Regions from separate parts of the Homo sapiens genome. Here region 2 is linked to region 1. Evidence: chromatin loops called from intact Hi-C (ENCODE). Cell type or tissue: dorsolateral prefrontal cortex. All regions are shown on one strand. Each heading gives the region's core, and the rest is flanking DNA. Links, peaks and the distances in the headings are about the cores only.

Region 1 (16,062 bases), core at 1,751-9,750:
GTTCAATGTAGAAGATAATTAAGAGGTAAAATATGAAGCTTATCATACACTAAAGGAGAATATTTGGAGTTAGATGAGCCTGTCACACAAAGTGAAAGTGGACCCTCCAGAAATTTTAGGAATTGCCACAAAGATTGATGATAGATGAATAAACAGATTTGTGGCCTCTGGTAAAGAAATCCAGCCAAGTTCCTCTGTCCAAATTTTTAAGTGCCCTTTGCAAGCTAATCTATTTGGCAAAAAAATAGTCCCAGTTGTTCAACTAGCTCCCTTAAAACATTCTAGTAGGTGTTTTAAAGCCTAGGTATCGCTGCCTCTTTAGTTCTTGATGAATACAAGGCAAAAAAAAAAAAAAAAAAAAAAAAAAAATTGAGGCTTTCACTTTGGCATTTGCTTCTGTTCCTTGTATCTGTGGAAGTCAAGTAGCCCTTCTCAAAAATGAGAAGCCAAGCTTTAAATAGCAAACTACAGGGTATTAAAAGACTAACTCTTCAGTTAAGAACACTGTAGAAATGGTAGACCAACTTAAAGTCTACCTTTTAACAATCTTTACCCCAAACCTAAAGATTCTAGGGGTCACTTATCTCTATTACGTAATCTAACTGGAATAATTTCCTAGAATTCTTACTAGTGAAATCTTACCCAAGTAAAACAATTTATTATTTTGAATCCAAATGAAAGCTATACTGTTTGCTTTCAATGGTGGCAAAAACTTGCAAAAAGCAGATATACTTTTGCTAATTTAAGTTGAAGTACTATGAATACAACCTGCTAATCTTGATCCCCAAATCTGAGCCCTTCAGTTTCATAATTGTTTTATCCTGAACGTAGTTGTGACATAGACATTTCTCAAAAGGGTCTGATACATCAAACTCCTAACAAGTAGGAGCAGCAACTAGCTAAAGAGTAGAAAGAAGCTTCCCTTATTGTGGGTGATGAGGCGGTGCCTAAAAACCACATATATATAATCCCCTGGGTATTACATATTCTGCAAGCCCTGTTAGTGGGGAGATGGTAGTGGCAATAGCAGCGATAGTTGCGTCAGTGCTAACTGCTGCTGCTGCCCGTTCTGTTGGCGGCTGCTGGCCAAGTGTGCACACTTAGCCCTGGTTGAGGTGCATTGTCTGCTGTCGTCTGTTAAGCATCTAACCGGAGTGGGAGGGCACATCAAGCGATTTCACTCTCTTAAAGAAAAGGTTTTTAGGTATTTTTGGTATTATATAGTCTCTAAGGCCAGAAGGGGCTTATAATGACTTCTCTTCTAGAATTGTAATACTAAAAAACTACTCGAGTAAATATCCTAACAAGTATGATTTTTCTTGGGAAAACTAAAAATTGTACATCCATGCTTCAGCCATATCATGGGCCTAAACTATGAGAGTTCAGAAATATATAAAAGTACAAAAATCTTCAAAGGTACTTATTTCCAAATATGGAGGGAATGAATCTGAAGAGGGAACAATGGCGTTTTTCGAACTTATTTCTCTCTAATCCAGCCTGGAGGATTTTTAGCCGAAACAGTTGCATGTGAAGGATTATCAGCCATCTTTGCATATCCCTTTCACATCTACCTTCACACAGGAAAGCTGAATGCATTTTACCAGTGAGGCTCTAGATATGAAACTTAGGGATCCATAGATAAATAAGCTACTAACAAACTGATAACAGTGGTGTTCCATCTCTCTATCATGTCTCCTGAGTCCGTTTCACGTTTTTGAGCCTGGCTAATGAGAAAAAGAACAAAGTAGGACCATGACCCAGTGTTCTCCTGTAAATCTCACTGTAAAAATCTCAATGCAAAAACACTGAGACAGGAGTGAGACCAGCTGCGGGTGGGGAGTTTGTGCTCCGCAGGTTACCTCATGGCATATCAAAAATGGCTTTTTTCTTCACTGCGCTCAAGGAAAAAGTCAGATGGGTGACAAGGTGGTTCTGTTTAGAAGCAGCAGGCAATGTAGTTAACAGCATAGACTTCCGTGTCTTGTGTGTGGTACCTTGGGCAAGTTACTAACTCCCTCTGTAAAGTAGAGACGATGGGGACTGTCTCACTGTGACAAGGTAAGATTTAAGTGAGATGCACACAAAAAGCTCAGCACAGTGTCTGGCATCTAATATGTGCAGGGCAGATGTCACTACTGAATATCACATCAATGCTAGGGCTGTATTTACTGTCACACACAGGCACCGGTAAGTGACTTTACCGGTGAAAGTCACAGGTACCTTTATCTATGATGAATGTAATGTGTTAGATGGTGACCGAAGTGTTCTCCACTACACCTGTCTGAAGAGATCTAAGTCTGATATTTAAGGAGTGATAGCATCTTGCATACTTAAGAAGGCTTAAAAGACTGCATGGTTTAAACCCTAGAAACATAAATGGAATGTTTCTGCCTCAGTTCTTTTGACTACCTCCTAGGACATGGAAACAAATATTTGGGAGCCTGCATAGTCTTTAGATGGCTGCCAAAGCACTTAAAATCTCCTTTAAATTCTTACCATATGCTTACTTTTGTACTAAGTAAGTGCTCCCAAGTCTTTTACTTGCTCTTCACAGCAACCCTAATAGGTATCTCCATTTTACATAGGTAAAAACTGAGGCTACAAACAATCTATGGTTCCAAATCCTATGTGCTTACTGCCGTCTTCTCTTAGAAGGGGATGCAGTACTGTACAAAGATTGAGCTGGATGTCGCATTGCATGTTTGCTGAGTCCTCCTCATTGCTGATGTTAGGATCCTTCAACAGTTTCTCAGATGCCAGCTATGGCTGGCATCCAGTATGGTGGTGTAATGGAAGTGTACTACTAGCACTACTACATCAGGTCAGCACAGATTAACTCAGTTACGTGTTATACCTTCAAGACGCTAGACATTCCAGAATTATTTTCCTTGGCCATCCAAGTGAAGTAGAAGTAGATTGTTGGATTGCAAAGAAAATGATAAAGATTCCCTAAAGGAATTTATAAGCAGGCAACTTCATTCCTATGTATAAGATATTGGGAGAAAACAAACTGTACCACAACAAATCTTAAGTTTCAAGGCTCTCCTATAGGGAGAAACATGGCCAAAAAGACAGGAAGAACTGTGGCTTGTAACTCAATGATGCTATAACTCCAGCACTGGATCTTAAGTATTCTGGAATATACCAGATTGGTAGAACTACCAGACTTGGGTATTTCTCAGTTAACACACATGCAAGGAGGAAGAGAGTTTTTTTGAACAAAATGACTGGCTTTGACAAAACTATCTTGCTCTTTTTAAATGTCACTTGATACTAGAATGCGATTTAAAAGCATGTAATGCCTCAGGAGTCCGGCATATACAACCAAATTATCATGCTCAGGATCTTCAGAATTCTAAAGGCACATGTTAGAATGCAGAGTCCTGATGACCTGTCAATAAACTTTTTTTTACTAATGAACTGTACATTTAAATAAAAGTTTATTTTTGGGATAATTGTGAGCCTTTCCTTTCTCTAGAGACCTTTTATAAAAGCTTTTACTCAAATCTTTTTCCTTTTCTCAACTGAATCACTGAAGATGACTCAGTCACCCCTTTCTAGGAACAAGTAGGGCCACCCAGGTCTGGACACTTCAGGCTGAAAAACTGAGAGATGGTCCCTTTCTTGCCATATTTAGTACAGTTAGTGCCTCACCATGGACAGCCAGTATATTATCCTCTCAAATTTCCCCTCTCTACCCTTCCCATGAAAAAGACAGAAGTCAAAGCTACTGTTACTTAGTTAGGAATGTTAGCCTAGCACTTCCTTCTTGTAGGTGACTGAGAACAGGCCACACCTGGCTAAAGGGGGGCATATCCCAGGGCGGCAGGACAGGAAAGGACATTACAAGTAAAATCATTTTGATGCTGTCTCCTCGTTAGTTCTTAGATGGTCTGTGTTGAAATTCGTTTATAAGGCTAAAACTTTTGTGAGTCGTAGATATATTCCACCTAAAACTTTTCTAAGCAATGGCCCCAGTTGTTCGAATTAGTTGGGCACTAAACCTTGAAATTGACTCAGAGGATCCAAAAGAGTAGGAGAAAAATAAGTAAATCGAAGGAAAGAGAAACAGTCAAAAAAATATTTTAAAGCTCAACAGTGAGTCTGTAATAAGTGAGATATTGCATTTTGTTTGAGATGTTGATCTCACCAGCTTTGCAGTGAGGTGGATACAAGTTTGGATGTTTTTCCACTACTTAATCAGCTGTGGCCACAAGTAAGTTGCTTACCATCCAAGCTTATGTCCTCTTCTGAAAATCACAACACCTACTTTCATAGTTCTCATAAAAGAGAGAGGCAACACGTGTAAAGTGCTTCATTCAAACAACAGCTCTTTCCCTCTCTAGCACCAAAAAATAAATAAATAAATAAATCATGATTCATCTTTTTTAAAGTAAAAATCCTTATGTCTATTCGGAGATCTGATTTTGATCTGTACTCTTGTATTAAAATTCCATTTGCAAGTATTCCTTGTTAAATCTCCCCTTGAAATGCTAGCATTTGGTGATCTTTTTTTACTCAAAAAAATTAAAATGATTAATCATGCTGCACCTATTAGGTTTGCAGAAAGCCTCGTGTGTGACCCTCTGCTGATTAAAGAACACGGATGATTGGTTTAAGTTCACCAATTATTCAGAAATGTATTTTTAATTAGTGGGGGTAAGAAGACAGACTATACCTCATACCACTCCAGAAGATATAGCACACTCTTTGGATTTATCAAACTCAGCAAATATGATTGGCCCGCAATCTAGGAAATGTGAAATGCTAGATTTTAGGCATGAACATTTAATGTTATAGTGTTCAATTCAGAGGCATTTCTTGCCTACTGGTTTTGAGGGCAGAGAGTATATTTTATACCCTTAGTCATTGTTTATGTTGTCTTAAATTTACTCACTTACATGTGAGATTTGCTGATTTGTTCTTTAAAGATTTGTCCTTTAAAGTTTCAGGGAAATTTGCCTTTTGACCTGACCCCAAACAAGTAGCCCTGTGGTTTGCTAAGCAGGACTTCTAAATGCTGGAAGATAATTTTAAATAACTAGATAGCAACTGGCATTCCTCCTCAGACCTCAAGGGACTTAAAGTAACAGTTTCTAAAAGGTTCCAGAACAGTTTTATAATTGGCACATCCTAGAAGAAACATCAGTTACGGGGAAGCACACACATTTCTTAAACTTTTAACAAAATTGAGGAAGGATATATGGATCAGCCACATCAGAAGGTATCCCTCCTTATAGCCGCACATAGACATCCCCTATATGTGCTGTCTTTACTTCATTCATTTGTTTAGTGCCTGCTATGTACCAGGTATTGTTCTGGATTCTGGGGAACCAGAGAGAACATGAGAGGCCAGAGCCCCATCCTTCATGGTGCTCATTCTAGCTGGGAGTTAGGCACTGAACAGACATTTATATGTTAGGCAGTGATAAAATCTATAAAGATAAACAAAACAGAGTAAGGGACTAGAGAATAGCAGAATGTGCTATTTTAGATAAAGTGGTCAGGGAAGCTCTCCAAAGAGAGGATTTAGCAGACAACCTGGTGGAAATGTGTTATGAGCCCACTGAGGCATAGTAAAGACTGAAGCCATGAATAATGAATAATGAATCCTGAGGCATGAGCATGCCTGATTCCTCTAAGAAGAAGCAAGGTGGCCTTGGTAGCAGGAGGTGGCAGAGGCAGAGTGGGAGGAGAGAAAGGAAGAGGACCAAGTGATGTCAATTTCAAGAGCTGTGGTTGGGACTCAGTTTTTTTTTAAGTGACAGAACTTTTTTAGTGGGCTTGGGGCGATAGAATGACATCCAGTTTTAAAAGGCTCACACTGGCTGCTTTGTCTGGAATGGGCGGCTGGGAGGCAAGGGTGAAAACGGAGATATATTAGAAGACTCTGGTAGTGGTCCTGGTAGATGGACACGATGTGAGCTAAGCCAGTGGGGATGAAAGAAAGCTCTACTCCAGATTCGGTCCATCACAGGGGGTGTGTGCACAGGCTATCTCCCCAGAGTACGGGGAATTCAGCCTGTAGATGGTCCCTTAATCCAGGAGAATCTCACCAGTTCCTAGCTCAGCTGTGCCCTCTGCCTGTGGGATATCTGTTTGGCTGCCTCCCTGATTGGGCAGGGATGATAGGCTCAACACCAGGAAGGCTGGAAGAAAACAAGGCTGCGTGGAACGCAGGAGAAAAGCCATGCCTCTCCTCTCTAACCAAAAGAATTCAGGATTCAGAAGAAAAGAAGAGCCCAGAGCACGAATTCCAGCCCCCGAAAAGTTCAAAGGCTTCAACCATTCAAAGGAAGTTCTTTTCTACCTTCAGTGTAAAGGCCTTCCAAGGGACATATTTTGGCAGCATCATTTTAATATGGAGTTCCATACTAGCTCTTGAGTAATGGTCTCTGGAGGAATGTTTGTATGAATGGCATCATTTTTAAAAAATATGATGGCTTTAGGCAGGGTCCAGCATATCCTATCTATCCAACTGCTTTATATTTTCCCTGTTACCTGTCTGGTCTCTAAAAATATTGGAGAACTATCAAAACTACTTTCCCTAAGACATTTTAGAATCCTGGTATTTCTGAGTTAAAAGGAACCCAAAGGTCATTGAGTCTCTGATAGTTGTCTGATACAGGAGGCAACAGGCCCCATTGAGGAAGCAGAAAGTGGCCACCTAACATTACCAGGAAGGAGACCTCATTCAGCAATGTCTTAAGTCACCCACAGAGTAAGAATTGCTCTCATAGTAAGCCTGTAAATTCAACAATAACTTGTGACTCTTTAAGATAAAAAAAACAAACAAACAAAAACAAAACAAAAAAAAACAGGAATGGATGCTGTTTGGGAAAACAAAGCCTCCTAAAGCCAAAACTTTCAGGAAAGGATTCTTTGTATGTTAGGAAGTAAGGTGAGTCTCTGAAATGCATCCATGCATGTCACAGAAGCCAAATAGTAACAAACAGCTTATGAAACAGAAAGCAGCCTCTTCCCAGACATTAGCCCCAGTGCCTATTTCCATTCAGAAAACAAGGCCAACCTCCCATATGTCAGGATCCACTAACCTCCGGGGAGGACTATGCTGAGAACAGAGACTACGTGCCATTCTCCCTCTCTTCTCCCTCCCCTGCAGCAGGCAATGTGTTCCCAGTACTCTGTGAACTGTCTCTATTATGAGACAGATAATATTTCAGTGGGCCTACTTAATATTTTTAGTTCACCAAAAGTGGCACGCCGGTCTGTATGCAACTTCCAGTCTCTCAGAAATCCAGCGAAATGGGGGTGGAAAAAGATTATCTAAAACCAAAACCAACTGTAGCTTCTTTTGCCTTGGTAGGAGGGCTAGGGATGCCCCTGGGAAGGGAAATTTCTCTATAGCTACAAGGGAAGGAAAATCTGGATCTGCCAAAGGAGGTCCTGAGCCAAGTTTGGAAAGTAGGCTACAGATGGCTGCATTGCTCTGTATTCTGCAGAGAGAAAAGTCAAGTCAGGGATGAGGAAGTAGCTGTGAAGCAGCAGGGTGGAAAAGAGGGCAGAGGCACACGGTGTGCCGTGGAAATTTGGAGCTCAAGGTGACAAACAAGAATATCCAATATGCAATTTTGGATGGCTTACATTTTTGGCACTGTAAGCCCTATCACCTCCCTGATCCTTCAGTAATGTCTGTGGCACACACTAACACGTTGTGGGAGTGGCTTTTGATGAAAATCATAGATAGGAGCCCAGTCCTAGACCTGGGTTGATATGGCAACAGAACAGAGAAGGAACTTTCAGAACAATTTGTTAACTGAACGAATTAAGTCACTGAAGAGCTTAGAGTCAGAAAACATAAGCAACCCAGGGACTCTTAGAACTCTGGCTGGGACACTGGACTTTCTGCAGGATGTGGAATGGAAGTTCAACCCTGTATTATCTGGATATTCAAGGGCAGAATGACTCCAGATGATGTCACAAGCTATTAAATGTGTTAGATGGGATCAGGTGGCTTTTAAATACTATACACCCAGCATTTTGCTAGTCAGGATACAGAACTAAGTATAGCAATGGCTTGTAGGATCTTGGAATATCTTGAACTATGGAATCATCTTTCCAAAGTGTGAATATGACCATGTCACTCCCTATCTAAGATGACTTCTTGATGCCTACAGAATGAAGGCCAAGGTCCCTAGATTCAGGCTCAAGATCACCATGGCCTGACCCTGGAGCCTGCTGCTCAGCCCCGCTATGCCCTGCAGTTCCCCAGCCCAACTCAGTAATGCCCAACTCTTTGCAACCACTCCCCTCTCCCCTTCTCCTTTACTGCTGTTTCCTGTACAAGGCTGTGCCTTTGCTCCTCCTCTTCCCTCTGCCTGAAGTGCCCTTCTGGCCTTTACTTACCCGGCTCTTATTCTTCCAGGTCTGGGCTCAGATGTCTCTTCTTCCAGGAAGCCATTCCTGTTGTCCCAGTTTGGGTCATGAGTCTCTTGTATATCCAGCATATAATTCTACAATAACATGTATAACATCAGGTTGAGATTATGTATATGTATATAACTTCTTGACTGAATGAAACACAAGCTTCTTTTATATAAGAATTTAGTCTTTGCAATCTTTGTGCCTTGAGTACGTAGCACAAAGTTGAATGCTTTTTAAGTGCTCAAATACTGGATTGTAAAACTAAATTGATCCCATGATTGCAAACCATAGATTATTTTGTAAATAAGCATCCCAGTATTTAGGCCTCCAAGTAACCACTGTCTCTTGAAAGAAGTTTTCGTAAGAGGTTGTTTGCCTATCCCGGTGATTTCCTACTCAGCACACAAGTTACAGGTCCTATTGTGGATTTATATTCAGGGAGCACAAAGCTGATTTTTGCATACATATTGTTATAAAAAAAAAAAACCCTTACATCTTTGAAGGTAGACTTAAGATTTTGAAACAGCAAAATCGTTGCACTTTCCATCAGGGAACATAGTAATTGTCATGCTGGTTAATGCCCTTTTGAGACCCTCCATAGCTGTCCTAATGAGGAAGTCCTACAGATCGTATGTAGAGCTAATAACATTGATATGGTTTGGCTGTTTCTCTACCCAAATCTCATCTTGTAGCTCCCATAATTCCCATGTGTTGTGGGAGGGACCAGGTGGAAGATAATTGAATCACGAGGGTGGGTCTTTCCCATGCTGTTCTCCCGATTGTGAATAAGTCTCACGAGATCTGATAGTTTTAAAAACAGGAGTTTCCATGCACAATCTCTTTTTGCTTGCCACCATCTGTGTAAGATGTGACTTGCTCCTTCTTGCCTCCCGGCATAATTGTGAGGCCTCCCCAGCCATGTGGAGCTGTAAGTCAATTAAACCTCTTTTTCTTCCCAGTCTTGAGTATGTATTTATCAGCAGCATGAAAACAGACTAATAGAGCAAATTGGTACCAGTAGAGTGAGGTGCTGCTGAAAAAATACCAGAAAATGTGGAAGTGAATTTGGAGCTGGGTAGCAGGCAGAGTTTGGAACCATTTGGAGGGCTCAGAAGAAGATAGGAAAATGTGGGAGAGTTTGGAACTTCCTAGAGACTTGTTGAATGGCTTTGACCAAAATGTTGATAGTGATACGGACAGTGAAATCCAGGTTGAGGTGGTCTCAGACAGAGATGAGGAACTTCTTGGGAACTAGAGTAAAGGTGACTCTTGCCATATTTCAGCAAATACACTGGTGGCATTTTGCCCTGCCCAAGAGATTTGTGGAACTTTGAACTTGTTTCTTGAGGAATCATTACTCTGATAGACACAAAAACAATTCCTCCTATCCCCCACCAAAGCAGCCCACAAAGATATCTCCATCTCCTGAGCTTTCAGAGAGTGTGCTGTCTGGCAAGAGAGATGATTTAGAGTATCTGGTAGAAAAAATTTCTAAGCAGCAAAGCGTTCAAAGAGGTGACTTGGGTGCTGTTAAAGGCATTCAGATTTAAAGGGGAAACAAAGCATAAAAGTTCCAAAAATTTGCTGCCTGACAATGCAACAGAAAGGAAAATTCCATTTTCTGAGGAGAAATTCAAGCTGCCTGCAGAAATCTGCCTAAGTAACAAGGAGCCAAATGTTAGTCATCAATCCAATGGGGTAAATGTTTCCAGGGCATGTCAGAGACCTTTGCAGCAGCCGCCCCCACCCCGCCCCCGGCCGCTGCCATCACAGGCCCAGAGGCTTAGAGGGAGAAAATGATTTTGTGGCCCAGGCCCAGGGTCCCTCTGCTGTATGCAGTCTAGGAACTTGGTCCCCTGCAACCCAGCTGCTCCAACTATGACTAAAAGGAGTCAAGGTACACCTTGGGCTTTTGCTTCAGAGGATGGAAGCCCCAAGCCTTGGCAGCTTCTACATGGTGTTGAGCCTGCACATGCATAGAAGTCAATAACTGGGGTTTGGAAACCTCTGCCTAAATTTTGAGCATGTATGCAAATGCCTGGATGTCCAGGCAGAAGTTTGCTGCAAGGGTGGGGAGCTCATGGAGAACCTCTGCTAGGGAAGTGCGGAAGGGAAATGTAGGGTCAGAGCCCCCACACAGAGTCCCTACTGGGGCATCACCTACTGGAGCTGTGAGAAGAGGGCCACCATCCTCCAGACGCTAGAATGGTAGATCTTCCAACAACTTGCACTGTGTGCCTGGAAAAGCCACAGACATGCAACACCAGCCCACGAAAGCAGTCAGGAATGGAGCTATACCCTGCAAAGCCACAGGGGCAGAGCTGCTCAAGGCTGTGGGAGCCTGCCTCTTGCATCAGCGTGACCTAGATGTGAAACACCGAGTTAAAGGAGATCATTTTGGAGCTTTAAGATTTGACTGCCCACTGGATTTTGGATTTGCATGGAGCCTGTAGCCCCTTTGTTTTGGTCAATTTCTCCCATTTGGGATGGCTGTATTTACCTAATGCCTGTACCCCCATTGTATGTAGGAAGTAACTAACTTGCTTTTATTTTACAGAGTCATAGGCAGAAGGGACTTGCTTTGTCTCAGATGAGACTTTGGACTATGGACTTTTGAGTTAATGATGAAATGACTTAAGACTTTGGGGGACTTTTGGGAAGGCATGATTGGTTTTGAAATGTGAAGACATGAAATTTGGGAGGGGCCAGGGGTGGAATGATATGGTTTGGCTCTGTGTCACCACCCAAATCTCATCTTGTAGCTCCCATAATTCCCACATGTTGTGGAAGGGACCTGGTGGGAGATAATTTAATCATGGGGATAGGTCTTTCTCATGCTGTTCTCATGATAGTGAATAAGTCTCACAAGATCTGATGGTTTCAAAAATGGGAGCACATGCTCTCTTTTTGCCTACTGCCATCCATGTAAGACAAGACTTGCTTCTCCTTACCTTCTGATATGATTGTGAGGCCTCCCCAGCCACGTGGAACTGTAAGTCCATTAAACCTCCTTTTCTTCCCAGTCTCGGGTATGCCTTCATCAGCAGTGTGAAAATGGACTAATACAAGCAACATCTTCGAAAAAACACATAACCAGGGAAAGGAATTACATTGAAATGGTAACAGTCATCTAGGTTACTATACACTGGTGGGGTTATTTTTAAAGTTATCCTATAGCTTGATAATCACACCTGTTACTTAGTTTTTGTGTGTTTAGAATTGATGTGCCAACTAAGTACCTTAATTAAGCATTGCTTGATCCCACAGTCCTCATGGGTTCTTACCCTAGTTATCAGAGAGTTTAAAGTCAACATTTAAGCCTATGATTTATTAAGCATCTACTACAGGCACAAAAGGGTTCTGTGTACTCTGAAACAGATTATTGAGATGAAGTCCCTCTTATGTATAACAGTTTAATGGCAAAGCAAAGCTCAGTGGGTCCCAAATAAACATGCCAGACAGATAGCACACTCTCTGAAAGCTCAGGAGATAGAGATATCTTTGTGGGCTGCTTTGGTGGAGGACAGGAGGAATTATTTTTTGTGTCTATCAGAGTAATTGTTTTTCAAGAAACAAACCCCACTTTAAAAGCCCAATGAAACCAAAAGATCCTCCCAGAAAACATTTAAACTCATAAAATTTTACATTTAATTTCAGGAATTCCTGTATCTCCTGGTGTCTATGTATATGGGGATTCTAAAAAGGTCTATATCAGAAGTTAGAAACCTCTGTTTTATATACATTTAAATAAATTCACATTATCTATGCCTGTTCTCTTTTTTTTTCTAAAATCCCACACGTAAGTTCTCTGAGATACCATCAAAACAGAGTATTAATGGGTGGAAAAAATATCTTATTTAAAAGTAAAACATAGACATTTCTTTATGGAATTGTAACATTTGGAAACTTATCGACAAAATATTCAACTCCAGGAGTGTAATATTGGCTTACGCTATGAATATACCAAGTGTGTATATTTTGAATCTTGCAAACTAGGAATCACTTCATCACCATCTCCGTATTGTCCCTCTGGAGAGGCAGTATGCCATATGTAGAAGCATGAAAGCCAGAGTTAAGAGATTTGAGTTCTGATCTTAGTTTTGCCACTTACTTATTATAGTCGTGGTCAATTATCTTCCATCTCCATGCCTCCATTTCTGCATCCGTACAATGAGTGAATGATAAAATTTGACTTAGTTGCTTCACACAGTTGTTATGGGGACCAGACGGGATGACAGATGTATACGATCCAAATGTGAGCTTTTTTGTTTTGTTTTGTTTTTAAGGCACTTGAATAAAAGACATTTGCCATGGGTGCATTTTGCAGGTTCAATTTCCAGAAAGAAATTTTATTGAGGTTTGACATCACAGACTTTACAATGAAAATCACTGTGCAGAATGTTCTGTGTTTAAAATACCACCACCCCTGGTGACAATGCCAAGTCATTCAAACTAATGCCAAGTGAAAGCCATTCCCTAACAGTGTTTTTTCCCAACAACACTTTATTATATTAGAAATGTGCTTAGGCATTGTTTGGGTTGCAGTTCAGAAGGAAATGCTGAAAGATGCTTTCATAAAACTTATATTTGGGGAAATATTTTCATAAGCTGAAAAGGGCTTATAAAATATGATGGTTTCATATTATTATTTTTAGTTTAACTTACTAAACTTTTAAGTTGGCACTGGCCTGGCCTATCCTACCCTGAGAGCCAATGCAATAAAGTGAAACTCATTGAGATTGGCCATTGCAATCTGATAAATCGAATTTCAATATTGTTTAATAAAAATAATAAACAGTGTGGAATGAAATATGTTGGATATCATGCCCAGAACAGGAGACCATGTTTATTCAAAAGGACAAATCTCTGGTATCGAAGGAAGGTGGCAATATTACAGAGTTGTATTATGAATAGGTCCTTCAGATTTGTTTTGGTTTTTTTTTGAGATGGAGTCTTGCTCTGTCGCCCAGGCTGGAGTCAGTGGCACGATCTCAGCTCACTGCAACCTCCGTCTCCTGGGTTCAAGCAATTCTCCTGCCTCAGCCTCCTGAGTAGCTGGGACTACAGGTGCATGCCACCACATCTGGCTAATTTTTTTGTATTTTTATTAGAGATGGGGTTTCACCATACTGGTCAGGCTGGTCTTGAACTCCTGGCCTAGTGATCCACCTGCCTCAGCCTCCCAAAGTGCTGGGATTACAGTCGTGAGCCACCACGCCTGGCCCCAGTTTTCTTTCATGACTCTTTAAACCTAGAAAGAAAAGAAAATCTAAAATCGTCTTTAAAAAATTCTAGTCACTTAAAAATGCTGCAGTCTAACTCTGGTCTTGGCACTTCATAAAGTAAGTGTCAAGCCAGGTTGGATTTATTTAGCTGAATTAGAAACCTGAGGGAGCAGAATTAATTTTTCAGTGACAATGGTTGCAGCCCACTCATTGCCTCCCCATATAGAAAAATCTTTCAGACTATTCACAGTTTTCATCAAATGGGGTCACTTTCCCTTCTATGTAGGAAATTCCTTCCAGCCTGTGAAAGATTAAACAAAAGCTTTTTCTGCAGGAACTTTGGAAATTAGAATATAATGTTTTCCTGGGTGTTTATATTGCCCTCGCTGCCAACATATTTCCTGCCCATGGCTGCCAGGTTCATCTCTCCAAAACCCACTTTGCAAACATCATCTTTTTACCATAGAAACTATCTCAGGTTTCTGAGCAAAGTCGAAGCTCTTGAGCCTGGCATTCAAGGCCTTCCAAATGGCTTTGCTGGTAAATTCGACCAAATATTTAAGAAAGAAATAATACCACTATGACCTAATCTCTCCAGAAAATTGAAGAGAATAGAATCTTTCCCAACTCATTTTAAGAGATCAACGTTATGCTGATACCAAAACCAGATGAAGACATTACAAGAAAATAGATCAATATTCCTCATGAGCACAGACGAAAAAATTCTTAACAAAATATTATATTAGCAAATGAAATCCAGCAACACAGAAAATGGATAATACAACATGACCATATGGGGTTTATCTTAAGGATGCAGGGCTAGTGTAACAACTGAAACCCAATTAATGTAATTTGTGATATTAATAGATTACAAAAGAAACCAAGTGATCATCTCAGTAGGTACAGAAATAGCATTTGACAAAATACAGCATCTATTCCTAATAAAAAAATCTCAGCAAACTAGAAATCGAAGGGTACCTCCTCAACCTCACAAAAAGCGTTTACAAAATGTTTATAGCTAACATCACACTTAATAGCAGAAGACTGACTGACTGCTCTCACCCTAAGATCAGGAATAAGGCAAAGGTCTTTTCTTTCACCACTTCAATTCACTATTGTATTAGGGATTCTAGTCAATTCAATAATACAAGAAAAAAGAAATAAAATGCATCCAGATTGAAAGGAAGAAGTAAACTTTCTTTATTCACAAATGACATTATCAACTGTCCCGATAATGTTACAAAATCTATAAAAAAAGGTCCTAAACTTAATATGTGTTTAGCAGTTGCAGGATATAAATGCAGTGCACAAATATCAATTGTCTTTCTATAAACTAACAACAATCAGAACATGAAACTTAACAATACATTTGACATCATCAAAAATATAAAAACTTTAGGTATAAAGCTGACAAAAGACCTGAAGACCTGAACTTAAGAATGTAGCCTATTTTGATAAATGCTACATATGAATTGTAAGAGAATATGAACTCTGCTGTTGTTGGGTGGAGTGTTCTGCAAATGTCAATTAGGTCAAATTAGTTGATAGTGCTGTTCAAATTGTATATATTCTCACAGATTTTCTGTTTTTTCAGTTATTGAGAAAGGTATTGAAATCTCTAACTATAAATATGCATTGTCTATTGATTCTTGCAGTTCCATCAGTTTTTGTCCACATATTTAACACTCTACTCAGAAAAGTCCTGTTCTGTTTGGAGACTTCTCAAAGAATTTAAAATAGAATTACCGTTTGACCCAGCAATTCCATTTACCCACAGAAATATAAGTCGTTCTACCCTGAAGACACATGCACACCTATGTTCACTGCAGCACTATTCACAATAGCAAAGACGTGGAATCAACCCAGGTGGCCACCAAAAGTGGACTGGATAAAGAAAATGCAGTATGTATACACTAAAGAATACTACGCAACTATAAAAAAAATTGAGATCATAGTCTTTGCAGCAACGTGGATGGAGCCGGAGGCCACAATCCTAAGCAAATTAACGCAGGAACAGAAAACCAAATGCCGCATATTCTCACTTATATGTGGGAGTTAAACATTGAGTACACATGAACACAAAGAAGGGAACAATAGACGTCGGGGCCTAACTGAGGGTGAAGGATGGGAGAAGGGTGAGGACTGAAAAACAACCTATCGGATATTATTCTGCTTACCTGAGTGTCAAAATTATCTGTATACCAAATCCCTGCAACACACAATTTCCCCGTGTAACAAACCTGCACAGGTACCCCTTGAACGTAAAATAAAAGTTGGAAAGAAAAAAAAAAAAGAAAAATCCTGGTCCGTGCCTGACAATAATAGCTTGTGTGAAAGCGCATGCGCACACTCACACACACGCATGTGAGGGCACCTATCAATCGTTGTCACTTATAAATGCAAATGAAAATATTCCAAATAAAATGCTAGCAAATTAAATTCAAAGATACCA
Region 2 (16,062 bases), core at 5,261-13,260, 430 kb before region 1:
TCACGCTCCTCCCTCAAATAGGCCCTGATGTCTGTATTTCCCTTCTTTGTGTCCATATATACTCAAAGCTTAGCTTCCATTTATGGGTTAGAACATGTGGTATTTGGTTTTCTCTTCCATCGTGGAAAATTTTATCTATGGGCAGAGCTGCAGCTCTGAAATATGCTTCCTTTACTTTTTATTTTTAAATAAACTTTATCTTTTAAAGGAGTTTTAGGTTCACAACAAAATTGAGAGGATGGTACAGAGATTTCCCATCTACTCCCCACTGCCCCTCCACATAAACAGCCTGCCTCATTATCAACATCTTCCATCAGAGTGGTATATTTGTCACAGTTCATGAACCTACACTGACACGTCATTATTACTCAAAGTCCATAGCTTTCGTTAGGGTTCATTCTTGTGGTAGTTTTCACAAATGTATAATGACATATATCCACCATTATAATATCATACGGAATAATTTCAGGGGACTTCCACCCTGGAAGTCCTCCATACTTTGCTAATTAATTTCTCTTTCCCTCATAATCCCAGGCAACCACTGATCTTTTTACTTTCTTCATAGTTTGCCTTTTCCAGAGTGCCATACGGTTGGAATCATACAGTATGTAGCCTTTTTAGACTGGTTTCTTTCACTTAATAATACACACTAAGTTTCCTCCATGTCTTTTCTTGGCTCGATAGCTCATTTCTTTTAGCACCAACTATCCCATTCTCTAGACGGACCATGATTTATTTATCCATACATCTACTGAAGGACATCTTGGTTGCTTCCAAGTTATGGCAATTATAAATAAAGCTGCTATAAACACCCACGCACATGTTTTTGTGTGGACATAGTTTTCAACTCCTTTGGGTAAATCCAAGGAGCACAGTTGCTGGGTTTTATGATAAGAATATGTTTACTTTTGTAAGTAACTGCAAACTGTCTTCCAAAGTGGTTATACTGTTTTATATTTCCACCGACAATGAATGGGAATTCCTGTTGTTCCACATCCTTGTCTGCATTTGGGGTTGTCAGTGTTCTAGAGTTTGGCCACTCTAATAGTTGGGTAGTGGTATCTCAATGTTATTTTAATCTGTATTCCCCTGATGTCATAAGATATGGAGCATCTTTTCATGTGCTTATTTGCCATCTGCATATCTTCTTCAGCGAGATGTCTGTTAAGGTCTTTGGCTCATATTATTTTTATCAAATTGGTTTCTTATTGTTGAGCTTTAATAGTTCTTTGTATGTTTTAGATAACAGTTCTTTATCAGACATGTCTTTTGCAAATATTTTCTCCCAGTCAGTGGCTTGTCTTCTCATTCTTTTGACAGTCATTCACAGAGCAGAAGCTTTTAATTTTAATGAAGTTCAGTTGGTCAATTTTTTTTTCATATGTTGTGTCTTTGGTGTTATATCTAAAAAGTCAAATCCAAATCCAAGGTCATGTTGATTTTTTCTTATGTTATCTTCCAGTAGTTTCATTGTTTTGTTTTACATTTAGGCCTATGATCTTTTTTTTTTTTTTTTTTTTGGCCATACTGACCAAGGTAATTTATAGATTCAATGCCATTCCCATCAAGCTACCAATGACTTTCTTCACAGAATTGGAAAAAACTACTTTAAAGTTCATATGGAACCAAAAAAGAGCCTGCATTGCCAAGTCAATCCTAAGCCAAAAGAACAAAGCTGTAGGCATCACGCTACCTGACTTCAAATTATATTACAAGGCTACAGTAACCAAAACGGCATGGTACTGTTACCAAAACAGAGATATAGACCAATGGAACAGAAAAGAGCCCTCAGAAATAATGCCACACATCTACAACCATCTGATCTTTGACAAACCTGACAAAAACAAGAAATGGGGAAAGGATTCCCTATTTAATAAATGGTGCTGGGAAAACTGGCTAGCCATATGGAGAAAGCTGAAACTGGATCCCTTCCTTACACCTTATACAAAAATTAATTCAAGATGGATTAAAGACTTAAATGGTAGACCTAAAACCATAAAAACTCTAGAAGAAAACCTAGGCAATACCATTCAGGACATAGGAATGGGCAAGGACTTCATGTCTAAAACACCAAAAGCAATGGCAACAAAAGCCAGAATTGACAAATGGGATCTCATTAAACTAAAGAGCTTCTGCACAACAAAAGAAACTACCATCGGAGTGAACAGGCAACCTACAGAATGGGAGAAAATTTTTGCAATCTACTCATCTGACAAAGGGCTAATATCCAGAATCTACAATGAACTCAAACAAATTTACAAGAAAAAAACAAACAACCCCATCAAAAAGTGGGTAAAGGATATGAACAGACACTTCTCAAAAGAAGACATTTATGCAGCCAACAGACAGATGAAAAAATGCTCATCTTCACTGGCCATCAGAAAAATGCAAATCAAAACCACAATGAGATACCATCTCACACCAGTTAGAATGGCAATCATTAAAAAGTCCGGAAACAACAGGTGCTGGAGAGGATGTGGAGAAATAGGAACACTTTTACACTGTTGGTGGGACCGTAAACTAGTTCAACCATTGTGGAAGTCAGTGTGGCGATTCCTCAGGGATCTAGAACTAGAAATACCATTTGACCCAGCAATCCCATTACTGGGTATATACCCAAAGGATTATAAATCATGCTGCTATAAAGACACATGCACATGTATGTTTATTGTGGCACTATTCACAATAGCAAAGACTTGGAACCAACCCAAATGTCCAACAATGATAGACTGGATTAAGCAAATGTGACACATATACACCATGGAATACTATGCAGCCATAAAAAATGATGAGTTCATGTCCTTTGTAGGGACATGGATGAAATTGGAAAACATCACTCTCAGCAAACTATCACAAGGACAAAAAACCAAATACCACATGTTCTCACTCATAGGTGGGAACTGAACAATGAGAACACATGGACACAGGAAGGGGAGCATCACACACCGGGGCCTGTTGTTGGGTGGGGGGATGGGGGAGGGATAGCATTAGGAGATATACCTAATGTTAAATGACGAGTTAATGGGTGCAGCACACCAACATGGCACATGTATACATATGTAACTAACCTGCACGTTGTGCACATGTACCCTAAAACTTAAAGTATTTAAAAAAAAAAAAAAAGAAATACCTGAGCTGGGTAATTTATAAAGAAGGGAGGTTTAATTGGCTCATGGTTCTGCAGGCTGTGCAGGAAGCACAGTGCTGGCATGTGTTTGGTTTCTGGAGAGGCCTCAGGAAGCTTACAATCATGGCGGAAGGCAAACGGGGAGCAGGCATGTCACATGGCCAGAGCAGGAGTGAGAAACAGAGATGGGGGAGGCGCCACACACTTTTAAACAACCAGATCTTGTGAGAATTCACTATTGTGAGGACAGTAGCTGAGGGATGGTACTAGTAACCATTCATGAGAAATCCACCCCCATGATCCAATCACCTCCCACCAGGCCCCACGTCCAACATTGGGAATTACATTTTAACATGAGATTTGAGTGGGGACACACATCCAAACTATATCACTGTTTACTGAGAGGTTTTTTTAATTTACAAATCATGAATGAATGTTGGATTTTGTCTAATGTTTTTTCTGTGTCTGTTGATATTTTATGCAATTTAAAAAATTTAGCCTGTGATGCAATGGATTGCATTAATTGATTTTCAAATGTTGAGCCAGCCTTGCATACCTGGAATAAATCCCACTTGGTTATGATGTATAATTCTTTTTATACATTGTTGGATTCAATTTGCCAAGATTTTGTTGAGGACTTTTGCATCTGTATTTAAGAGAGATATTGGTCTGTAGTTTTATTTTCTTGTAGTATCATTGTCTGGTTTTAGTATTAGAGCAATGCTGGCCTCATAGAATAAGTTAGAAAATATTCCCTTTGCTTCTATCTTCTAAAAGAGATTGCATTAAATTGGTATAGTTTCCTTAAATGTTTAATAGAATTCAGCAGTGAACCCTGATGGGCCTGGTGCTTTCTGTTTTGGAAGGTTATTAATTATTGATTCAATTTATGTAACAGATATAGAACTATTAAAGTTGTCTTTATCTTCCTGTATGCATTTTGGCATATTATATCTTTTAAATAATTGGTCTACTTTATCTAATCTATCACATCTGTGGACATAAAGTTATTTGTAGTAGCCCTTTATTTTCCTTGTAGTGGCCATTGAATCTGTAGTGATGGCCCCTATTTCATCTCTGATATTAATAATCTTTATTGTCTCTTTAGTTAGTTTGGCAAGAGGCTTTTTTATTTCATTGATCCTTTCATTCAAACAATCAGCTTTTTGTTTTGTTGATTTTTTCCTATTGACTTCCTGTTTTCAATTGTATTGATTTCTGCTCTAATTTTTATTATTTCTTTTCTTCTACTTACTTTGAATTTAATATTTTTGAGACAGGCTCTAACCCAGGCTGGAGTGCAGTGGCATCATCATGGCTCACTGCAGCCTCAAACTCCCGGGTTCAAGCAATCCTCTTACCTCAGCCTCCCGAGTAACAGTGACTACAGGCCTATGCCACCACACCCGGCTAATTTTTTATTTTCTGTAGAGATGGGGCTTCACCATGTTGCCCAGGCTGGTCTTGAACTCCTGGGCTTGAGCTATCCTCCTGTCTTGGTCTCCCAAAGTGCTGTGATTACAGATGTGAGGCACCGCTACTTTGAATTTAATTTGCTCTTCTTTTTTCTAGTTGCTAAGGTGGAAACTTTGATTCTTGATTTTAGATCTTTCTTCTTTTCTAGCATGTGCATTCAATGCTATACATTTTCCCCTAAACACTGCTTTTATTGCATCTCAAAAATTTTGAGGCCGGGTGCGGTGGCTCACGCCTGTAATCCCAGCACTTTGGGAGGCCGAGGCGGGTGGATCATGAGGTCAGGAGATCGAGACCATCCTGGCTAACAAGGTGAAACCCCGTCTCTACTAAAAATACAAAAAATTAGCCGGGCGTGGTGGTGGGCGCCTGTAGTCCCAGCTACTCGGGAGGCTGAGGCAGGAGAATGGCGTGAACCCGGGAGGCGGAGCTTGCAGTGAGCCGAGATCACGCCACTGCACTCCAGCCTGGGCGACAGAGCAAGACTCCGTCTCAAAAAAAAAAAAAAAAAAAAATTTTTGAAAAGTTGTATTTTAATTTCCTTTTATTCAAAATATTTTAAAATTTCTCTTGAGATATTTTTGACCCATATGTTTTTCAGAAATGTTTTATGTAATCTCCAAATATTTCAAAACTTGTGTGCTATTTTTCTCTAATTGATTTATAGTTTATTTTTACTGGGGTCCAAGTGGAGACATTGCATGATTTCTATTATTTACAATTTGTTAAGGCATATTTTATGGTCCAGAATATGGCCTATTTTGGTGATTGTTTTACGTGAGCTTGAAAAGAATGTGTATTCTGCTTATGTTAGAGGGAATGGTCAATAATGTCAATTATATCCAGCTGATTGATGGTGCTATTGAGATCAGCTCTGTCCTCACTGATTTTCTGCCTGCAGGATCTGGTCATTTCTGGTAGAGGGGTGTTGAAGCCTCCAACTATAAAAGCGGATTCATTTATTTCTCCTTGCATTTCTATCAGTTTATGCCTCATATATTAATATTTTGACACTCTGTTGTTAGGAGCACACACATTAAAGATTATAATATTAACTTTTCTTGGAAAATGAGCCCCTTTCTCATGATATAATGTTCATCTTTAACTCTAATAACTTTCCTTGCTCTGAAGTCTGCTCTGTCTGAAATTAATGTAGGTGCTTCTGCTTTTTTTTGATTAGTGACAGCCATGACATATCTTTCTCCATGTATTTACATTTAATTTATATGTGTTTTTATATTATAAAGTGGGTTTCTTGCAGACTACATGTAGTTGGGTTTGATCCGTTCCAATAATTTTTGTCTTTTAATTGGTGTATTAAGTCCATTGCCATTCAAAGGCTTTATTGATATAGTTGGATTGTTATCTACCATGTTTGTTAATATTTCCTATTCGTTGCCTTTCTTCTTTGCTCCGATTTTGTCTTCCACTTTTTGTCTGCCTTTTGTGGTTTTAATTGAGCATTTTAAATAATTCAATATTCTCTTCTTTTAAAAAACATTTTAATTATACTTTTTATACATTTTTAGTGATTTTATACTTCTTTTTACACATTTTTATAAAATATTTATAATGAATCCAAGTTCATACTGAAATAAAATTATACCACTTCATAAGTAGTATACCTGAAGTGAGTATACTATAATATACTAAATAATAAATAATAAAAGTTATAATAAAAAATACTAATAGAAAAAATATCACCCGAATACAGTTTGGGTAAACTTTATGGAAATGTAACACATACAGAAAAGTCATACTTGAAAATTTAGCCCCATACATTTTCACCCGATGAACACACCCAGTGCTCAAATCAAAACTCCCCCACCCCTTTCCAGTGACTATACCACCTCCCAAAGGGAATGGCCACTATTTTGATTTCTAACACATAAGTGCATTTTTATTTTTAAAAACTCCTGCAATTCACTTAAACCATGATTCCCCAGTCTCCTTCCCACAATGAGTTTGGTGTGTTTTTTCTCATTCATTTTTTAAATAACATGTACATACAACGTAAGTTATCTACCTGTGGAAATGTATAGTTTTGCTTTCTGAATACATTGTAACTTTTACATTTATTTATGTACAATTTGGTTTCCTGCCTCTGCCAATATCTGCACCTCGTTTTCTCCCCGGCAGCCATACGTGTTCCGTAAACGTGGTAAATAAATGAACGAGTATGCCAGGTGCTGGGGCTATAGAAGCGTACAACACAAACACGTTCACTGCCCCCACCCTCTTCTGGTTTATAGAATGTGATTGACCAGAAATTTGTCCTAAAACCTCTCCGAATGTCCTAAAGTAAAGTCCTACAGCTACAATCTTCGTCCTTCCCTGAGACATCCCATACCTCAGCGAGCTCTTCTTGCTGGCTGACTCCCTTCCTGGGCTAATAAAGGGGCGCCTGCTCAACTTCCCCATGCTTCCCACCCACCTTCACTGAGCTTAGCCCCTCTGTGTATAAATATTGTCCTTCTACCTTCATTCTACAAAGCTCAGCATGTCTCCTAGAACTAGCTAATAACACAAATGCGGTGAATAGGATTTTGTGCTTGAGAGTTAGAAGACACGGGTTCAAGTCCTAAAGCTTTCACTCTCTGGGTAACCCTTGGCAAATCACTCCACCTGTCTGGTGTAAGTTTTTATGTCTATCAAATGAAGGGGATGAACTGAAAAGCTCTAGGGCTCCTTGTAGCTCTAATATTCTGTGATTTTTATGATGAAAACTACCAACACGTAAGTGCAGACAGCTTATTTTTCTACAGATAGCCTAAGTCCCAGTGATCATTTGTTTCTCCTAGGGGAGGCTTAACACTTCTGAATCTCTGTTTGGCTTCTTCATTACACAGGTCTGTCTCACCCTAGCCCTCTACTTTGATAAGGCAGACTGCAAGTGGCAATAGTGGAAGGCAGACAAACAGTTCTTCAGGAAGGTTGACATGGATGATCAATACTATCCTTGTAAAAATGCCAGCAAGTTTGAACACTTCTTTAAAAAACATCTTCCTTCAGAAAATTGTCTTTTGAAACACCATGACCTGATTTTCAGGGAAGGACTGATTACAAAGCCTGGGGTTTCTTGCCAAGGCAGTGAGTTTTTGACTCCCACTGGATGATTAAAGACTAAGGGAAAAGCAAAACAACAAGTGCCTCACATCCCTACTGATTGCATCATGCTGGGTTGAGATCCATGGAAACTGAACTGCTATCTAGACAACAGGCTGGCCAATCAGCACGCACGTGGGATCAGCTGACCATGGGGACCCTGATTTCATAAAAACACCACTTGGCACCTGGCAACACAAGTGCCCCCTGTTCTGAGCCATTCCAGTGTGTCTGGATCTGCTCTAGTTCTACGTATGAGGACTAACTCTCTAGGAGTGGGACTGGCTTGGTCTCAACTCTATTTACTCGCTGAGACAACAAAGACCCTCCGGACTTTGGAGACTGAAAACATGGGTCATATCATCTTCTCTGGGCCATTTTGAAGTTCATCTGTAAATCACTGTCTAATTTTATTCTAACAAAAACATTGAAATTAGCCATTATTGGCCCCGTTTTACATATGAGGAAATTTAAGCCACTTGTCCAATGTCATTGGACTAGGGCAGAGCAGAATTAGTTTTCATTGCACATCTTAGGCATCTTAGCCTCAAGTTACACTAAAGAAAGCTTCCAGGGACTGCAGTCTCCCCTTCCCCTGACCCCTAAATATTAGAAAATTTAGGGTACATAAAGTTTATCATTCAGGCTGGCCTCCGTGGGCCCCTCAGTTCCCCTTATCTGTTAGTGAGCAGGAAAGAGGCCCATTGGGTACCCCTGGGGGGCGCCAAACCATCAGGTCCTGTGGGCTTTGCACAAGAAACAAAACACATGGTAAAAGCACTTCCTCTGACCCTTCTTCAAAACAAAGGAAGTGATAAAGTTGGAAAGACTTGGCTTTGAGTGGCCCTGAGCATGAGGCAGAAGCACACCTGGAAGTGGTTTCTGGGGAAGGAGTTCAGGGAAGAAGAAAGAGTGGAGAGTGAATTTTTTGTGTGTGTTGTCAGGGGACATCATTTTGTTCCAGAGTCTAGCACTGGCCTAGTGCATAGTAAGGAGAATGGGATAAACCAATAAATCAACGTGCAAACACATGTACTGATACTATGGGAGAAGTACCTTGAAAGACACTGTCGGTTTCTCCTCATCCTCAACATGGCTCTATCATTTACTAATATGCTCAAGCACCCTTACCCTCAGACACACACTATAAATTAATTCTTCACTCAACATTGCACTCACCTGGAGCTACCTTTCTCTTCACCATTAATCTTTTGGGAAACAGTAGTTTACATCTCTAGTTTCTTAGCATCACCCACTTCCTCTTTAACCTTATGAAGTATTATTTACTCTATTAGAACAGCACTGAGTCTTATCATTTTTCCATTCCCAGCACTGGGCACATATCTGAAGATAGGGAGGGTTTGTTTGTTTGCTTTGAGACAGGGTCTTGCTCTGTCACCCAGGCTGGAGTGCAGTGGCACAATCCCGGCTCACTGCAGCCTTGACCTCCTAAGCTTAAGCAATCCCCCTGCCTCAGCTTCCTGAGTAGCTGGGACTACAGGCATGCACCAACATGCCCAGCTAAATTTTGTATTTTTAGTGGAAACAGGGTTTTTCCATGTTGTGTAGGCTGGTCTCAAACTCCTAGGCTCAAGCAATCCCCCTGCCTTGGCCTCCCAAATGCTGGGATTACAGGCATAAGCCACCTCACCCAGCTAAGAGAGAGTCCTTGCTTTGACAGTTCCTACATTTTCTAAGTGTGTTCCTCCTGCCCCACACAGGAACTAGACACCCCTTTGTAATTTCCTCTATATTGTTGCATCCGGATAGGACTAGAAAGCATTTTCTTTTTCGCATGAAGCCAGCTGTCTCCCTGCCCCATTCCTCCACCTGAACTAATTTGTTAGCTTATGGGAGACGCATTATCACAGGTATTAGGGAAATGCTAGCTAGAAAAACTGGAAGGTCTACTAGGGACTGACATTGTGACCACAGTGCTATTTTAAGCCACTGGAGTACAATGGTGGTATCTGTAGGAACTGAAACTATTTGTTCAAAGGAAAAAAGCATTTAGTGACTGTTCTATTTGTATATTCTATGACTTGTGAACATTAAACCAAAGAAAACAAGGTTAAGGAACACTGTTGCCCTGCTAGACATCCTCTACCTTGCTTAGACCACCAAATTGTAAAAACCACACATACTTTGCATTCATTCTTGAACCCTCCACAGTTTGTGTCGAAGGTTCTCAGCTTAGCGAATCAAATCCAAAGCAATCGCCAATCAATTATTTACTAAGTGATAGCTTTTTCCAGAGAATCCTATTTTCTATCCCGAGGCCTAGCAAGGCAAAGGAAGCATGACCTTCCTAAGAGGGAGATTTGAAACTCCTCTCAAAGGAAAAACCTGCTGATTAAAATAAAGTCCAAAATCTTATTCCAGTGGAAAAGCATTTAGCTAAATGACTTAGATAGAGGCCTGAAGCATGAGTACTTTCTTTGTCATGTATGGATTCATTGTCACCCTCTGCTTGGCTTAGCTGGAGGGTGAGATGACCTCCACAATTTAGGAAGGGCAAAATTCTTCAATATCAGACCAAACCCAATACAGGTTTGCCGAAAGCAGGAGTTTCTTCTTTTCCCACACCTCTGAAACAATGACTCATATCTGGAGACACCAAGGGGTAGCTTCTGGGAGAGGCATTATAGCAATTTCTGTTAACCCCCAGCCTCTAAAATCTGCTCTGAATAAGCATATAAGCCAAATACAGCATGCTGGCCATGTAACTGTAGTTTCAAGTTTCCTAATTTTATCTAACAAACAGGTTGCCACTTCTAAAACTCTCTTACACAGAAATTCCAGAGGGTCTCACTGCTTTAGAGGTAGCAAAAAAAAATCATGTCCAAAAATCCGTAGTGTTGTAGAATAGATCCAAAAGAAATTTTAGACGTCACTGATGTTAGCCCCTACTTTTATGGTGATGATTCTAACCTAGAACCTATTTGGTTCACTAACCTGGAGAGGGCACCAAAAGGAAGTTGATCATTTGTCTTACCTTCTGCCAGTTTTTTTTCATAAGTAGTACTGTGTAGTCTTAAGTGAACAATCTCTGTGTTAGAGTGCCAGGATTTGAAGCTCCTCCCTTCTGCTAATTATGTAACCCCTGTAATAAAGTGAAATAATAAAATGAGTTAGTTGTTTAAGCACACTGTTGAGTGCTTAAAAATGTCTGGTATACAGTGAATGCTCATAGGATACTAGCTAATTGATCCCTCAAAGGGCTGTTTCTAGGATTACGAGATGACACCTACCAAAGTTTCAGCATAGTACCTGGCATATCATGCTCAATGAATGTGTTCTTACAGCCTTACAGCAAGGGTGGGAGATAGCTTGCTAGAGCTCAGGCCATTTATTGATTAGGGAGGCTGTAGTACTGAAGACTTTTATTTCAAAGTGAGGATATTTTGATATTTGGAAGTACTCTTGTAATTTAGCTAATATTGAACATAGAATGATTAACAGAAAAGCTTTGAACTACTGCTTTCTTTCTAAAGCATGTTTAAGGGAATTCCACAATATCTGTTATCCACGCTTTTGCTTAGTTGGGGAATCTGGACCAGAACTATCTCTTTGGCCACATTTGTTAGAAATTATTACTATTTAAGAAGGATTGAAATATTCCTACCAGAGCCCAGAGTTTGGCTTTTAGTGCTCAATGAATATCTTTATGTTTAGTAAACTCCATATAACTCCCAAACACAGTGAGAGGCTCACATTCCACTGTCTCCCCCTGGGTGTTGTTTAAGTATGTAGTGGACTGACTGAGGTTGAGCTGACAGTTCAAAACAAGGTTTTGGAGCTCAGAGCAGGGCAAACAAGGCCAGAAGTGCCTTCCTGATGGGACTTCTCTTTTGGTGGGCTTCATGATACACAGGCCATTTAAATGTCATGCTTATAGCTATCAGTCTCAGTGAAAAGAAAGCTCCTCTCTCAAGATTCCAGTAAAATTCCCATAACCCAGTTTCATTGGCCTGGCGTAGTCATGTGTCCATCCCTAATCCATGTGTCTGTGACCAGGCTGGGGTCAGAGTTTGGATAAATTACTCTGGCCAGATTGAGTCATGTCCTCACCCTTGAATCTGGAAGCATCAGTTAGTCCCATCCAAACCACATGAACAGAAGGAGGAGGAAGGAGGATACCCCAAGCAAAATCTGGGTACTATTACCAAAAGAAAGGGCTGCGAATACTGAATAGGTAAAATTAACAGCTACCCACTCCACCTGACTCTATCACTACTCACTCTAGGATCATGAATGAGCCATTGATCTTTTTGGGATGTAGTTTTGTCATCTATAAGATGAGAGATTTGGGCTAATAAGATCAGGGCTTCTCAAATTTTAAAATGTCTTAGAACCCTCTGAAGGCCTTGCTAAAACAGTTTCTTAGACCCCGCCCCCAGAGATTCTGATTCAGTAGGTCTGGAGTGGGGCCCAAGGATTTGGCTTTCTATCAAGTACCCAGATGATATTGCTGCTGCTGACACACGGACCACACTTAGAATAACACTGAGCAGCTACTGGCACACAATAATGCTTTGAGCAATTAAAAGTCTTCATTCTGAAGCTCAAGCTAGAGATTCTGCTTCTGTCCCCACTGTAAGAAGAGCAACATAAACCCCTGACAGAAACACAAGAATGGCAGCTGTGAATTCTCAACTCAGGCCCCATCACTGGAGATACTAAGTCATATCCATGACTCTAGTAGTTACTCATTTGAGGTAGGTCACAATGGCTAGATTGGGTGAGGCTGGACTAGGAAAGTCCTCTGACTTCTCAATTCTAGAGCTCCTGGGGACTCTGTCTTCCTGATTCATGCTTGTCCTCATTCAAATCTCTGCCGAGGCAGCTCTGAGGATATGAAGGTTCCACAGGGAAGCAGAGGGCTTTTTGGTTAAGAACACAGACTTTGGTGACAGGTAGACCTGGACTCTACTGCTTATTCGTTCACTCACTAAAGACTGTGTAACCTTAGGCCAGGCATGGTGACTCACGCCTGTAATCCCAGCACTTTGGGAGGCCGAGGCGGGTGGATCAACTGGGCTTGGGAGTTCAAGACCAGCCTGACCAACATGAAGAAACCCCGTCTCTACTAAAAATACAAAACTAGCTGGGCGTGGTGGTGGGTGCCTGTAATCCCAGCTACTTGGGAGGCTGAGGCAGGAGAAATGCTTGAACCTGGGAGGTGGAGGTTGCAGTGAGCCAAGATTGCGCCATTGCACTCCAGCCTGGGCAACAAGAGCGAAACTCCATCTCAAAAACAAAAACAAACAAACAAACAAAAAACACAAAAAAACACTGTATAACTTTGAGCAGATTACTTAATCTCTCTGTCCCTTAGTTGCAAAATTGGGTGTATTTAGAATGTGCCTCATGGAGTTATTGTAGAGATTAAAATAAAGGAGGTTATGCATAGGTGAAGGATTTATCACAGTACTTGGCACAGATAAACTCAATCAATGCTATTAACACTGTAAGTTTAGGTCCAGGATGCCCCTGCACACTACACAGCTGAACATCATTTAACAAGGTGTACTAGCATCCATCCCTGATTATTAACAGCTTCTCAGTTAGGAATGCCCTGTTCCTCTGCTCTGACATCTGTGTTTTCTCAAGGTATCTGGGTATGTTCTGGGGTCAAATGTGTTTGTAAAATGCTGGGTAAATGGATGTTTTCTTGACTGTAGGACTTTTTAGAGTCTTTACTGTGGTAATTCAAATTAAGAATCTCCAAAAGGGCTATTTGGTATTTGGTGGTTCCCAAACCTCGTGGACCATGGAACCCTTTTGTACACATGTTAACATTTTTTGACATTCTGCATGCAAAATGCAGACTTGGAAACTCTGCCCTGGAGCAAAACTCTATCCAAAAGTCTCCAGTATGCTGATGAACAGGCATATTCAGAGATGTCCTACAGGTCCTGTGAATCAATACTGTGACTATGGAGATAAGTAATACGTCATGTTTAGCTAGGTAGTAGTTGCCATACATTCTAATGGATGAGGATGGAGGATAAAAGCTATATTTTGGCAATAATTTAGAAAATCATTTTCAACTAGAAGAGATAAACGTTTTGAAATTGAGGTGCTCATGTTCTAGTCTGTGCTCTGTTGTGATTCAAGGAGAGGGGTAGGAGTTGGGGAAGTAGTGTGTGAATGTCCTGTTCTCAATAGAAGGAGAGCGTGGAAGAGTGTTAGTGGGAACAGGTAACACTTTATGTAAGAGTAGGGGAGGGCAGCAGTACCTCAGGCGGGCTTGGGCTCAGGTAACAGCTCTCATTGCTGATACCTGTTGTGGGTACTTGCGGCATTACCAGGAGGTTTTTATGCCCTACAAAATAATTTTAGAGCGTTCTAGGTCAACAGCCAACCTTAAGTGTGGTGAAGATTATACCAGATTTATCTGTCACAAAAATGTGATCCTGGTGATTAAATCAGGAGAGAAAGTGGCTGCCCTTCTTAGAATAGCACCTAATGCAACTGGGATCTCTGAAAAATGAAACGTAGCTGATGCTTGGGCCAGTTACTCTGATTTGAAGAGTCTCTAGCTCAGCGAAGCTGCTATGTCAGCATACCTTCGTGAGATTATATGTGATTTGCTGAACTCTCTCAATAATATAAAATCAATTAAATTAAAACAACTGATACCACCATCACAACTTTTTGTTCCATACTTCATAGGTCTGGCTGTCTTACATAATTAGGAGGAGCTGAACTTTAAGGAGACCTTGAGTATGGGAAACAGGCTGCTGGTGTTGAGGTGCTCATCATTAAAAAATAAACAAGTTGGTCTTACTGCCAGCAGCAAGACTGTGACTCCCCCGCCTCTCCCTGCTTCTCAGGCTCAACCAGCTCAAACCAGCTGGCCTGTGTCATCTCTCTATTAGCGTAGGGCTTGAAAGCTCCACCACAGATGGACTCAAGATTGGGGGATCTGCCACTTATATTTGCTGAAATGCATTACGCACATTTTTGAGAGTGTGGCACATGAGGTTGCTGCCTTTTAATTGCAAGGAGTGGCAAGGGTTTTTAAGGCAGCTGGCATGTCTCATGGGAGCCTCTGCCAAGGGAGCCTCCTACAGCAAACTTCATTTACCCCAAGGCTGAGGCGACTCATGTGGCTCTTTATTAAGTCATTCTTTCAGCTGCCCCCTTCTCTCTGTGTCTGGCTTTCCTCAGGCTCTTAGATGTACTCAAAAGCCTGCCAATGCTAAACTGGGCTGGGCATAGACTGACTTGCCTCCCTTCTGCAGCAGGGGCTGTTGGTAACTGGATCAGCGTGGCAGGTTGTCCTCACAGCTGGGGAAATCTTCAGCTCTCCTGCACCCAGTGTGCTGACGGCAGGTTCAGCTCAATGCATTCTCATTTCATTTCTGTGTGTCACTAAATGAGAGTCTTAAAAGTTGCTGCCATGGGGCTTATAGCAGAAGAAGGGGTGAGGGCAGGAGAGCATACAAATACTGGGATGGTGGGGAGAAAAGCGGCAGCCCTGCTCTTCTGTATTACGGCAGGATTTGCCAGAGACAAACCAGAGAGAAGGTGGGAACTCGCCATTTCAGATGAGGGCTTAAGGTGACAGAGTTGGTTAAGAATGACATTGGCATGAATAAGGCCCTGGGTCTGCTGAGTGCTCTGCCTCCCTCACTGTTCAATACCCATGTTCAGCTCCTCTTTCCACCGGCTAGCATGTAATTGGAATCAGGAATCTGTGAGCTCAGCGGCCCACTGAGGAGCCCACAGGTCCTTCCCTCAAAGTGTCTACTCTGAATAAAGGACCCAGCACTGACCAACTGGTGTCAGTGGACAAATGCACAGAGCACAACTGTGACAACGTTGAGATACTGCAGCAGCGCTGCGGTTATATACCATAGCACTGAAGATGCATTGGTGATTCCTAAACCAAAAGACAGTCCTGAACTGCAACTGCCTATTCCATATAATACTCACTGTGTCTGAATATTTGTTACTTGATCCCTATCTGTAAGCTTGTCCACCTCTTCTCCTTTCTGGGGACAAGAATTTACATGTAGTGGAAACCACCAATAAGATGTATCGGCAGGAAGGCTGTCCATGGGATCTCACTGAGACCAGAATGAGTGTCGTACTTATCTTTGGGCTCCATGTGTTAAGGGTAGCAATTGGATTCTAGGGGACTAAAAAATATTTGTTAAGTGGCATCAGATCACCATTATCTTTCATCTGTGTAGCACCTTTCTACTTTTATAAATCAGCTTTGTTGTTGTTGTTAGAGATAGGATCTTGCCCTGTCGCCCCAGGCTGGAGTGCAGTGGCACGATCATAGCTCACCACAGCCTACAACTCCTGGGCCCAAGTGATCTTCCCACCTCAGCCTCCAG

The links. A loop is a pair of places that touch in the nucleus more often than their neighbours do. Peaks named below come from ENCODE experiments on the same cell type or tissue, not always from the same donor. Only the 100,000 strongest peaks of a DNase experiment are listed, where the experiment ranks them.
Region 2: it touches region 1 in a loop (8-fold over the local background); 3 of 110 quality-filtered maps call a loop at or near these places.

Annotation. Positions count from the first base shown.
Region 1 is chr9:2,656,602-2,672,663 of GRCh38, forward strand. It overlaps VLDLR (very low density lipoprotein receptor), which reads left to right. Exons shown (of 19, transcript NM_003383.5): 19 at 1-3,455. LOC105375957 (a long non-coding RNA gene) reads right to left here. Exons shown (of 3, transcript XR_929436.3): 1 at 11,337-16,062; 2 at 8,368-8,474. Among named protein-coding and RNA genes, the nearest start is that of VLDLR-AS1, 42 kb to the left of the region's middle. In dorsolateral prefrontal cortex, for the core only: a CTCF peak has its summit at 6,081; a DNase peak (open chromatin) is centred at 6,080; H3K27ac peaks cover 1,867 bases.
Region 2 is chr9:2,219,878-2,235,939 of GRCh38, forward strand. LOC107987043 (a long non-coding RNA gene) reads right to left here. Exons shown (of 5, transcript XR_007061395.1): 2 at 10,704-10,811. It also overlaps the pseudogene RN7SL592P. Among named protein-coding and RNA genes, the nearest start is that of SMARCA2, 210 kb to the left of the region's middle. In dorsolateral prefrontal cortex, for the core only: a CTCF peak has its summit at 8,426 (motif pointing right); a DNase peak (open chromatin) is centred at 8,394; H3K27ac peaks cover 984 bases.